Regions from separate parts of the Homo sapiens genome. Here region 2 is linked to region 1. The links are chromatin loops, found by intact Hi-C in ENCODE. Cell type or tissue: Caco-2. All regions are shown on one strand.

What was found. Peaks named below come from ENCODE experiments on the same cell type or tissue, not always from the same donor. Only the 100,000 strongest peaks of a DNase experiment are listed, where the experiment ranks them.
Region 2: a loop joins it to region 1, with 5 times the contacts of the local background. A loop is called at or near these places in 9 of 110 quality-filtered maps.

Annotation. Positions count from the first base shown.
Region 1 is chr1:56,830,159-56,835,158 of GRCh38, forward strand. No RefSeq gene overlaps it. Among named protein-coding and RNA genes, the nearest start is that of FYB2, 13 kb to the left of the region's middle. In Caco-2, a CTCF peak has its summit at 1,901 (motif pointing right); a DNase peak (open chromatin) is centred at 1,903.
Region 2 is chr1:56,982,932-56,987,931 of GRCh38, forward strand. LOC112267900 (a long non-coding RNA gene) reads left to right here. Exons shown (of 8, transcript XR_007066117.1): 3 at 4,496-4,633. Among named protein-coding and RNA genes, the nearest start is that of C8B, 19 kb to the left of the region's middle. In Caco-2, no CTCF peak of the experiment used is centred here; a DNase peak (open chromatin) is centred at 3,050.

The sequences.
Region 1 (5,000 bases):
CCCCCACTCCCACTTAAATCCCTCTGTGAGTTAAGGAAAAGCTGGTTCCTCCCCCTCCGTCCCTCCCCCCCTGCCTCCACCAATCAGATTCCCACCAGCCCCAAATGTGGGAACTGATTGGCAGTTCATCAGCACATATTCTCCATCTCAACAAAGGGATGGGTTCACTTGTAAGCATATGATCTAAGCCAGTCCAATCAGGGGATTTTTTTTCTCGAAATATTGGGATGGGGTTTCCTCTTGCCCTTAAAGCTCACTAGGAACATGTAGTAGCAGGAGCTGCTGACAGCCATCTTTGACCATCAGGGGAGTCAGGTTAAGAATGAAGCTTTACCAAGCAGAATAAAGAGTGGTCCTTGAGTTGCTGAATGGATTAAACCAGGTCTAAGGCTTCATCTAGGCTTGAAGTTTCCAGCTCTGGAAGCCAATAAAATCCCCTTTCAGTTCGCCCATTGGAGTTGGATCTTCTTTTTCTTACAAATAAAAACCTGGGTAATAGCCACAAAAATGCTCTTCCAGCATGAAAATATTGCTTGTGTGAAGCACAATGGCTTTTTTTTTTTTTTTTTTTGAGACGGAGTCTTGCTCTGTCGTCCAGGCTGGAGTGCAGTGGCGCCATCTCGGCTCACTGCAAGCTCCGCCTCCCAGGTTCATGCCATTCTCCTGCCTCAGCCTCCCGAGTAGCTGGGACTACAGGCGCCCGCCACCACGCCCGGCTAATTTTTTCTATTTTTAGTACAGACGGGGTTTCACCATGTTAGCTAGGATGGTCTCGATCTCCTGACCTCGTGATCCGCCCGCCTCGGCCTCCCAAAGTGCTGAGATTACAGGCGTGAGCCACCGCGCCCGGCCTCACGATAGCTTTTAAATCAGCATTTATTCAGCCCTGATAGATGCCAAATGTTTTCACATACATTGTTTTGTTGATTCTTTATATATTTACCCTATCTTTAGATGAGGAAATGGTGGCCCAGGGGGATTCAGTGACTTCCTTTAATAGTCAGGGTAGTTGAACCTGGCTGCTCTAACAAACAGTCATCATATCTCAGCACTTTACCATATATATGAGTATTTCCTGCTCACATCACAATCTAATGAGAATTAGGTGGCTTTCCTGGGTGGGTGTCCTTTAGATGATGATTCATGGATTTGGTTCACCTCCCTTGTGTGATCCTGACGTTTTGGAATATTTTGTTTCCGTTGGTGTGGATTTAGAGACAGAGTGTGTGAAAAATCTTCAGGGAAGCTTCAGAGGTAAGGCCTGGAAGTGTGGCATCACTTTTGCCCACGTCCTACTGTCCAGAATCTAGTAGCGTGGCCAACTGCAAGGGAGGCTGGGGAACAGTCTTCTTCGTGCCCAGAGGAAGAGGGCGAGCATCTCCCTGTCACCCCTGTGGAGGGCCATCCCAGGATCCCTCCTGGTGCAGCTTGTAAGTGGGGCCGGGATTCTAAGCTAACCGTCTCGTTCTACCGACTCCTTCCGCGTCTGTTTCTCTTGCTTCTCTTCCTTTTTCTCCTCCGCCTCCACCCCCCATACACAGTCGTATTTAGCTAATCCCCTCCATACGTAGTTACACTGCTTATGCAAAGGTCAGCTGATATTTCTTCCCTCAGTATCTTCTTAAGGGAAGAAGAAACCCCCAGCCCCCCTGACATTTGATAGAACCACAGAGGCTGTTGTTACTTGAGAAAAATGTTCACCACATAATAATGTATATGAGGAATTGATCATTTACTTACCCTCAAAGCAGATGGACTTTATAAGCAGAAGTGCTCTGTAATGCAGGCATGACTGGGAAGAACAAATCACATTTCTCTGTGTACTTAGGGGAGAAAGAATTAATTCAAATGCAGGGTCTGCCGCTTCAGGTCCATTTACGGAAGCCGCAATCCTGCACTATGACCACCAGGGGGAGCGCTAGGCCCATCCCTGCACAGGTAGCTATTTTTAGAGGTTGCTTCTAGCCTGGAGGAAGAAACGAAAGAAATAAAAGACTATGATACTTTTTTTTTTTAACCGGACCAACTTATAAATTATTTGTAAGTCCAATAAAAGGCAATTATCAACATTTCCTACTATTTCAGGAGTAATATATTCTATGTTAGAAAAAGATGCACTTTATTCCATGGCTATGATTCAGACAATGGGAAATTGGAGACAACCACAGCAAAAAAAAAAAAAAAAAAAAAAAAAAAAGATTGTTACCCTGTGTAAATCTTTGTCTTTAAAACCCAAATCAGAGGATGTGAATTCTGGCCCTAGTGGGCATGAGATATTTGCCCTGAAGGCTGTGGAATTTGATGGGCTGGGGAAGGCGACTGGAAGGTATGTGTGTGATGCGTGTGCAGTAACACTGTGTATAACTCTCATTCTTTCCACAGCACAAGGGAAGTGAGTCAGAGTACTCTTGTCCAAACAACTGAATAGTGAGCAATAGCAAATTGTTTTAGGAAATATAGTTTTATTATTTCTAACTCTGTAGGCATACAATATAATAATGAAGCTCAGAAGATATTCTCATATATGTATGTATATATATATACATACACACAGACATATATATATACACACAGAGAGAGAGAGAGAGAGAGAGAATGTGTGTGTGTGTGTGTGTGTGTGTGTGTGTGTGTGTGTGTGTGTGTGTGTTTCGCTATGTTGCCCAGGCTGGCCTCAAACTCCTGGGCTCAAGAAAATGTGTCCTCCTGCCTCAACCTCCCAAAGTGCTGGGATTACAGGTATGAATCACTACTTCCAGCCAGAAGAGATCCTCTTCTAATAAACAAAATTGTTGTTTTCAAAGAGCCCTCCTATTCTTTCCAATCAATTGTATGAGCATCACTCTCTTGCCAAGCAGCAGTGTCGTGTGATGGGACAAGCATGGTTCCTTGACTCCAGAAAAACAGAGCCTGAACCTTGCCTCTGTGAGTCAGTAAAACTGAGACTTTGGGCAAATAACTGAACCTCCTCCATCTTCGGTTTCTATAATACAATACCTATCTCCCAGAATGAACACAAACCTGGAATGAGACAGTATACATGAGTACCTAGCTCAATAAATGTTAGCTTTCTACTTTGATAAGGTCTCTTGTTTCCCTACAGATGGCAACAAATACATTTGAACAGAGTTGCTGGATTCTACATTGTCACATATTCTGAGTCTGTGGGCCTGGATGAATGAGGTTTTGCTTTGAAGCCATTGTAGGGATGAGGAGTGGGTGAAGGTGGACCCGCTCGGGTGTGGAGGCAGGCTTACCGAATCCCTTAGCTCTAAAGAAAAAGCATGTTTCCAGGGCTATGTGTTCTCCAGAGAACTGAGGCCCTTCACTGAGCTGAGAAGGCCTTTTTCTCAAGCACAGGGAACAAAGCAGCAGGCAGTGGGAATGTGAACCTGTAAACCAAGGCTCCCATCAGCTGCTGTGACTACTTGGAGACCTTTTCCTGACTGTGTGACAAGCAGAACAATAAGAGCTGATAAAGCTCAGAGCCTCTGCTGGGGCAAACGACTGAATGTTTGTGTGCCCCCCAGATTCATAAGTTGAATCCTAACCCCCGATGTGATGATATTTGGAGGCGGGGCCTTTGGATGGTGCTAAGGTTATGAGAGTGGAGCCCTTACAAATGGGATTAGTGCTATTATAAAAGGGGCCATGGCACTATTCACAATAGCAAAGACTTGGAACCAATCCAAATGTCCATCAATGATAGACTGGATTAAGAAAATGTGGCACATTTACACCATGGAATACTATGCAGCCATAAAAAAGGATGAGTTCATGTCCTTTGTAGGGACATGGATGAAGCTAGAAACCATCATTCTCAGCAAACTATCGCAGGGACAAAAAACCAAACACCACATGTTCTCACTCATAGGTGGGAATTGAACAATGAGAACACTTGGACACAGGAAGGGGAACACCACACACTGGGGCCTGTCGTAGGGTGGGGGGAGGGGGAAGGGATAGCATTAGGAGATATACCTAATGTAAATGACAAGTTGATGGGTGCAGCACACCAACTGGCACATGGATACATATGTAACAAACCTGCACATTTTGCACATGTACTCTAGAACTTAAAGTATAATATATAAAAAAAAGGGGGCCATGGAGAGCTACCTCACTGCTTCCACCATGTGAGGTTACAGTGAGAAGCTGGTGTCTGTGAACAAGGATGTGGGTTTTCACTAGACACTGAATCTGCTGGGGCCTTGATCTTGGACTTCCCAGCCTCTAGCAATGTGAGAAATAAAATGCTTGTTGTTTAAGCCACCAAGTCTATGAGTATTCTGGGTTATCATAGCCCGAATGGACTAAGATAGCTAGTGTCTAGGGAACTTGGAGGTGCAACGTGTAGAGCTTGGAAGAAGGTGAGTTGCAGGCATTCTGAAGATTACCAGGACTCTGGGGGTCAGCTCAGTGCTCCAGAAACAAGAAAAAGCTGACGCCCCTAGAGAAAAAGCCCATTTGCCACAAGGTTTGCCATCAGGCGGCACTGTGAGCCCAGCACCTGCTCCCCATTCACAGAACTGGTCTTGAACCACTCATTTCTACCCACCCATTCCTCCAGGCCTGATCCCTGTTTGTGAGCATTAGCCTAAGACCTCATGCTCATCTCTGCTGTTTATCCTTAGTACCCCTCCACACCTGTCCTCCACCTTTCTCAGCCGTTGTCTGTGCCCTGGGAGACTGCACCACCTGGACTTCTTTGCTGCCTGTTCAGGTTAGGAAGCTCCAGCAGGAGGTCCCAAAGTGAGATAAGAAGGAAGGTGAGGTATTTCTTCCCTGCCCCTCTTCCTACTTGGGCGTGAAACTCTGCCACTCCTGGTACCCTTCCAGCAACTGGAGCTCCCACCAACCCTCCTCATGGCCCCCATCCCCGTGGGGATCTAGTGATCATCTTTCCCCTGCCACCTTGCTCCTTCTACCATCTGTGTGGTAATGGCTTCCTGCTCTTGCTCCGTGCTGGGTGCTCCACTCTTCCTTGTCAATTCCCTCAACCC
Region 2 (5,000 bases), 150 kb after region 1:
TGGGGATGAGAATGCCCATATTACAGGGGTCTTGTGAGAAAATGAAGAAGAATGTAGATATGCTAACTCCCCACCCTAAATACCATCATATATATATATAGACATATATATATAGACATATATATATATAGACATATATATATAGACATATATATATAGACATATATATATATATATAGACATATATATATATATATATAGACATATATATATATATATATAGACATATAGCTGTAAGGAGAAGGTGGGAAAGAACAGGCTTGGTGGAAAGGGGAAAATGCGAATGATAGATAGAGATAATTGTGAGCTGCCTAAAGGATGGACTCCTGGACTAGCTGTGCAGAGATGAAGAGATACACGGAGCTTGTCACAGGCCAAATAGCTATGGCTACGGGGAGGGGACAACTAGGTCTGGCCTTGCCCAGCAAGGAGTCAGGCTGTGATTTCTGGGGGACTAAGGACTGATTTGAAGCAGAACTGCAGCCTGATAAGACAGGGAGATGATCCAGTGCCACACAGAGAAGAGGCCTGCTGCCAAAAAGCTTGTCAGAACCTCAGGAAGACCCATTGGCACCCTGGGGAGGACATCCTGTAGCATCGGAGTGGACATCACCTATTGGAATTGAAACATGGTTCCTAAGAATGGGCTCTCATGGCCAGGATCCAAAAGGAAGGCTGTGGTTCCACGAGGAGACCTGTTCTGAGTCGAGATGACAAAGCTATCTCCAAACCCCACCTGCTAGGGAGGATAAGATTGCTAACAACCAGCTCTGTGGTCAGAACTGGCTCAGCTGCACAGGGTAGTGCTATTGGCAGCTAAAGATAGGGTGGGGGAAGAAGAGACCTACGAAGTGTTCCCAAACCCCTCTCCAACTCCCCGTTTGGACAAGAAAGCCTATCAAGGCTTCCGAGACATCTAAGGAGGAGAGCCAGTAACTGCTCAGAGTACATCTTTATGATGACATTCCAGAAAATTCACCACTTACTGTAGTTTAATTCCTCCTTGTCTATTTGAATACCTGGGTGGAAATATCAGACTCACCCAGGCTCAGTTCTACAGGTAACGTGGAGCCAAGGAGGGTCTTAGAAGAGCAGAGTAGATGAGCAAAGCTGTGTTTCTCAGACACTGCTTAAGATGCATTTCAAAGGGCAAAGACAAGGCGACCTCTTAGGAGGCTTGTTCTGCAGTGCTAGCGGGGATGAAGAAGAGAGGCTAAGGGATAAGCATGGCTAAGGTGGGATTATCAGAATCCACCTGTAAAAGTAGGGAGGAGGCATGGATGGCAGGGACCCAACAGACTTCAGGCAATACTCTGTCCTTTGCCCCATGAGGATAGCCTGTCTCCACAGGAGGAAGGCTGCGATTCTTCACCCACCCACTCTTCCTTGCAATGGAGACACCTAGAGAGTTTGGGGTAGTAAGAAAGGGTAAGGTTGAGAACCCAGCCATGTGTATTGGCCCAGACAGAGCCTTGGAAGGGAGAAAAGGAGAGGGTCACAGAAACTCGTTTCATAACCAAATTTCCAGCCACTTCTCCTCTACTGGGCCTCTGCTTCTGCATATGGAGGTGGGATTGGTGGTCACTGCTGCTTCTTAGAGAGGGTCACAAGGGAGTGTAAGGAGTGCCAGCAGCCAGGTGGGTGGGCATGAGAGCAGATCTCCCTGTGCTCCTCACCAGCGCTGGACCTCAGGCATTTTATTGATATTTAACAAGCACAAATTTAGAATTTACCATGTGCTAGGCACTTTATAATTGCTAGCCCATTTATGCCTAATTACAGTGCTAACCTCATCTCAATTTTACAGATGAGGCTACGGCAGCTCTGAGAAGTTAACTCACCCAATGTCTCAGAGCTACTAAGTGATAGAACTGGAATCCCTGTACTTTCCTGTAGGAATATTGTACCTAAATTTCATGTACACACATGTTGATCTATGTTGATCTATGTGTGCATGAAAGATGATCTTTCAAATCAATGGTTCAGTGAAAGAAAACAAGTTGTATGCATTGCATACTATTATTTATATTTTTTAAAAAGCAAACACCTATAAAACAAAAACTATGTATGTCTGTAGTAAACTTTTGTGAATGTAAATACCTAGGAGAATCTGGAAGGGCACACTGAATGGATAATTGTTTGTCTCTGGGAAAGAAACTAGGATAAAATGGCATGGTCAACAATTGGTTTTCTCTGTAATATTGTTATATTAAGAATGTGTTTATGGTCATGGTGTAATTAAAAATACATTTTTTAAAACTAATGGAAAAATAGGGTTGGCACAGTAAGGTTAGAAGCATAGAAGCAGACATGAAAGTTTTATATCTATGAATTTTATATTTTCTTTTTCTTTCTTTCTTTCTTTGGTTTTTTTTTTTTTTTTTTTAGATGGAGTTTCGCTCTTTTTGCCCACGCTGGAGTGCAGTGGCATGATCTCGGCTCACTGAAACCTCCACATCCCAGGTTCAAGTGATTCTCCTGCCTCAGCCTCCCGAGTAGCTGGGGCTATAGGTGCATGCCACCACGCCTGGCTAATTTTTGTATTTTTAGTAGAGATGGGGTTTCACCATGTTCGCCAGGCTGGTCACAAACTCCTGACTTCAAGCCTTCCAAAGTGCTGGGTTTACAGGCATGAGCCACCACACCAGGCCTATATTTTATATTGTCTAAACTTTTTAATTTTTATGTTTACTAAAATAAAGGGTGTATACTAAATAAACATGCTGTTGTTCCTTTGCAAGTTGTAAATTATAAACAATAGGCTTTGTAGATTGACAAAGATATGCTTCCTTTGATCACAGCATGGCTTTCATGGGTGAGGTGAGGTTGGCAATGATGGTGCTATAATTTTGAGAAGAAAGGCAGATTGTGAGTGATTGGGAGTAGAAATCTCTGGGCCTTCTTCCTCCTCCAACTCACTGATGGCCATGATCTCTAAAATGCCTCTGTTTTTCAGAGCTGAGTTTTGTGTGTCTCCTGAGTTAGTAAAGTCATTGGCTGTGTAAGGTACGCAAGGGTCTGGTCTTGCCCAACCCGTTTTCACATCTCTTTTGAAGAATGCATAAAGTGCAGGGTGCTTGGTTTTTTTCTGATGGTCTCTTTGTGCCTGTTTAAGGATGAGAGTGTGTCATTCAAACCTTGTCCAAAGATCAAACTCTCTTTGAGGAGGGGATTGATGGAATTCCACTGACTGCTTTATCAGTGTAGTTTGAAGCTTAGAGAGAGAAATTGCTTAAGTGCTTGTCAGTTTTGTTTTTGATCCCAAATCCTCTTCCTTTTTCTCCAACACACATTGCCCACTGTCACCAAACAACCTCTTCTAGTTCAATGAGTAACTTCTGGTCCTAATTAAGGAGTCAACTTGGAGTAATGATTAAGAACCTGAGTTCTAGAGTCAGACTCTGGATGTGAATTTTAGCCCTTCCAAGTGCAGCTTCTGTGACCTGTGAGCTTTCTCTCTAAGCCTCGGTGCCATTCTTGTAAAGTGGGAACAATAATAGTTTAAACCTTACAGGGCTGTTGTGAGGATGAACTGAGACAATCTAAGTAAAGCATCTCACATGGTGTTTAATACAAATTAAAAGCTCAACAAATACTTCCTATTATTATGACATCTGCATAGCATTTCATCACCTTGGTCTAAAGGTGGGGTTTGGAGATAGCATTGTCCCAGCAGGTGGGGTTTGGAGATAGCTTTATCATCTCGACTCAGAACAGGTCTCCTTGTGGAACCATGGCCTTCCTTTTGGATCCTGGCCATGAGAGCCCATTCTTAGGAACCATGTTTCAATTCCAGTAGGTGATGTCCACTCCAATGCAGCAGGATGTCCTCCCCAGGGTGCCAATGGGTCTGCCTGGGGTTCTAACAAGCTTTTTGGGACCAAACCCCTTCTCTGTGTGCTGCAGTTCTGCTTCAAATCAGTCCTTAGTCCCCTAGAAATCACAGCCTGACTCCTTGCTGGGCAAGGCCAGACCTAGTTGTCCCCTCCCCGTAGCCATAGCTATTTGGCCTGTGACAAGCCCCTTGTATCTCTTCACCTCTGCATTACTAGTCCAGGAGTCCACCCCTTAGGCAGCTCACAGTTATCTCTATCTATCATTCACATTTTCCCCTTTCCACCAAGGCTGTTCTTTCCCACCTTCTCCTTACTACCAGTTCTTTTTATGTTTTCTTAATAACAAAAGTGTTGTTGGTTCTTAAAACAACATTTATTTTTTTCTGACTAAAAAAAGGATAGCTATTCAGTATAGAGAAACAGGACAACATTGCACATGTATCCCGGAACTTAAAATTAAACTAAATTAAATTAAAAAGAGAGAAACAGGAAAACAAAATAAAAAATTTCAGTGCACAGAATAAAATGGAAATCATATGTAATCCTACTACCTGGATTTTTACAGTTTTTTTTCTATGCTTATATGTGAGTATGTACATTTACCCAACCAAATTAGAAATGTAATGTATACATGATTGTATACTTTTTTTTTTTGACAGGGTCTCGCTCTGTCACCCAGGCTGGAGTGCAGGCGTGCTATCTTGGCTCACTGCAACTTCTGCTTCCCGAGTTCAAGAGATCCTCATACCTCAGCCTCCTGAGTAGCCGGGACTACAGGCATGCGCCACCACACCCAGGTAATTTTTGTATTTTTAGTAGAGACAGGGTTTCATCATGTTGGCCAGGCTGGTCTTAAACTCCTGGCCTCATGTGATCTGCCTGCCTTGGCCTCCCAAAGTGCCAGGATTACGGGAGTGAGCCACTGCATCCGGCTTGATTTTACACTTTGTTATATTGAATGATTACTGAAAAACAGTCTGAAAAACAATGGGGTAAAATAGGTTCTGTAACATTGTAATGGCTGCATTCATAAACATTCATAAAATTACACTGATTGATTGATGTGGAAAATAAATATAAGAGACATGGTCTCTGTCTTCAAGGAGTATATCAGTGATTATATAGTCATAGCATCCTATTCTACAAATATAATATTTAGCTAGT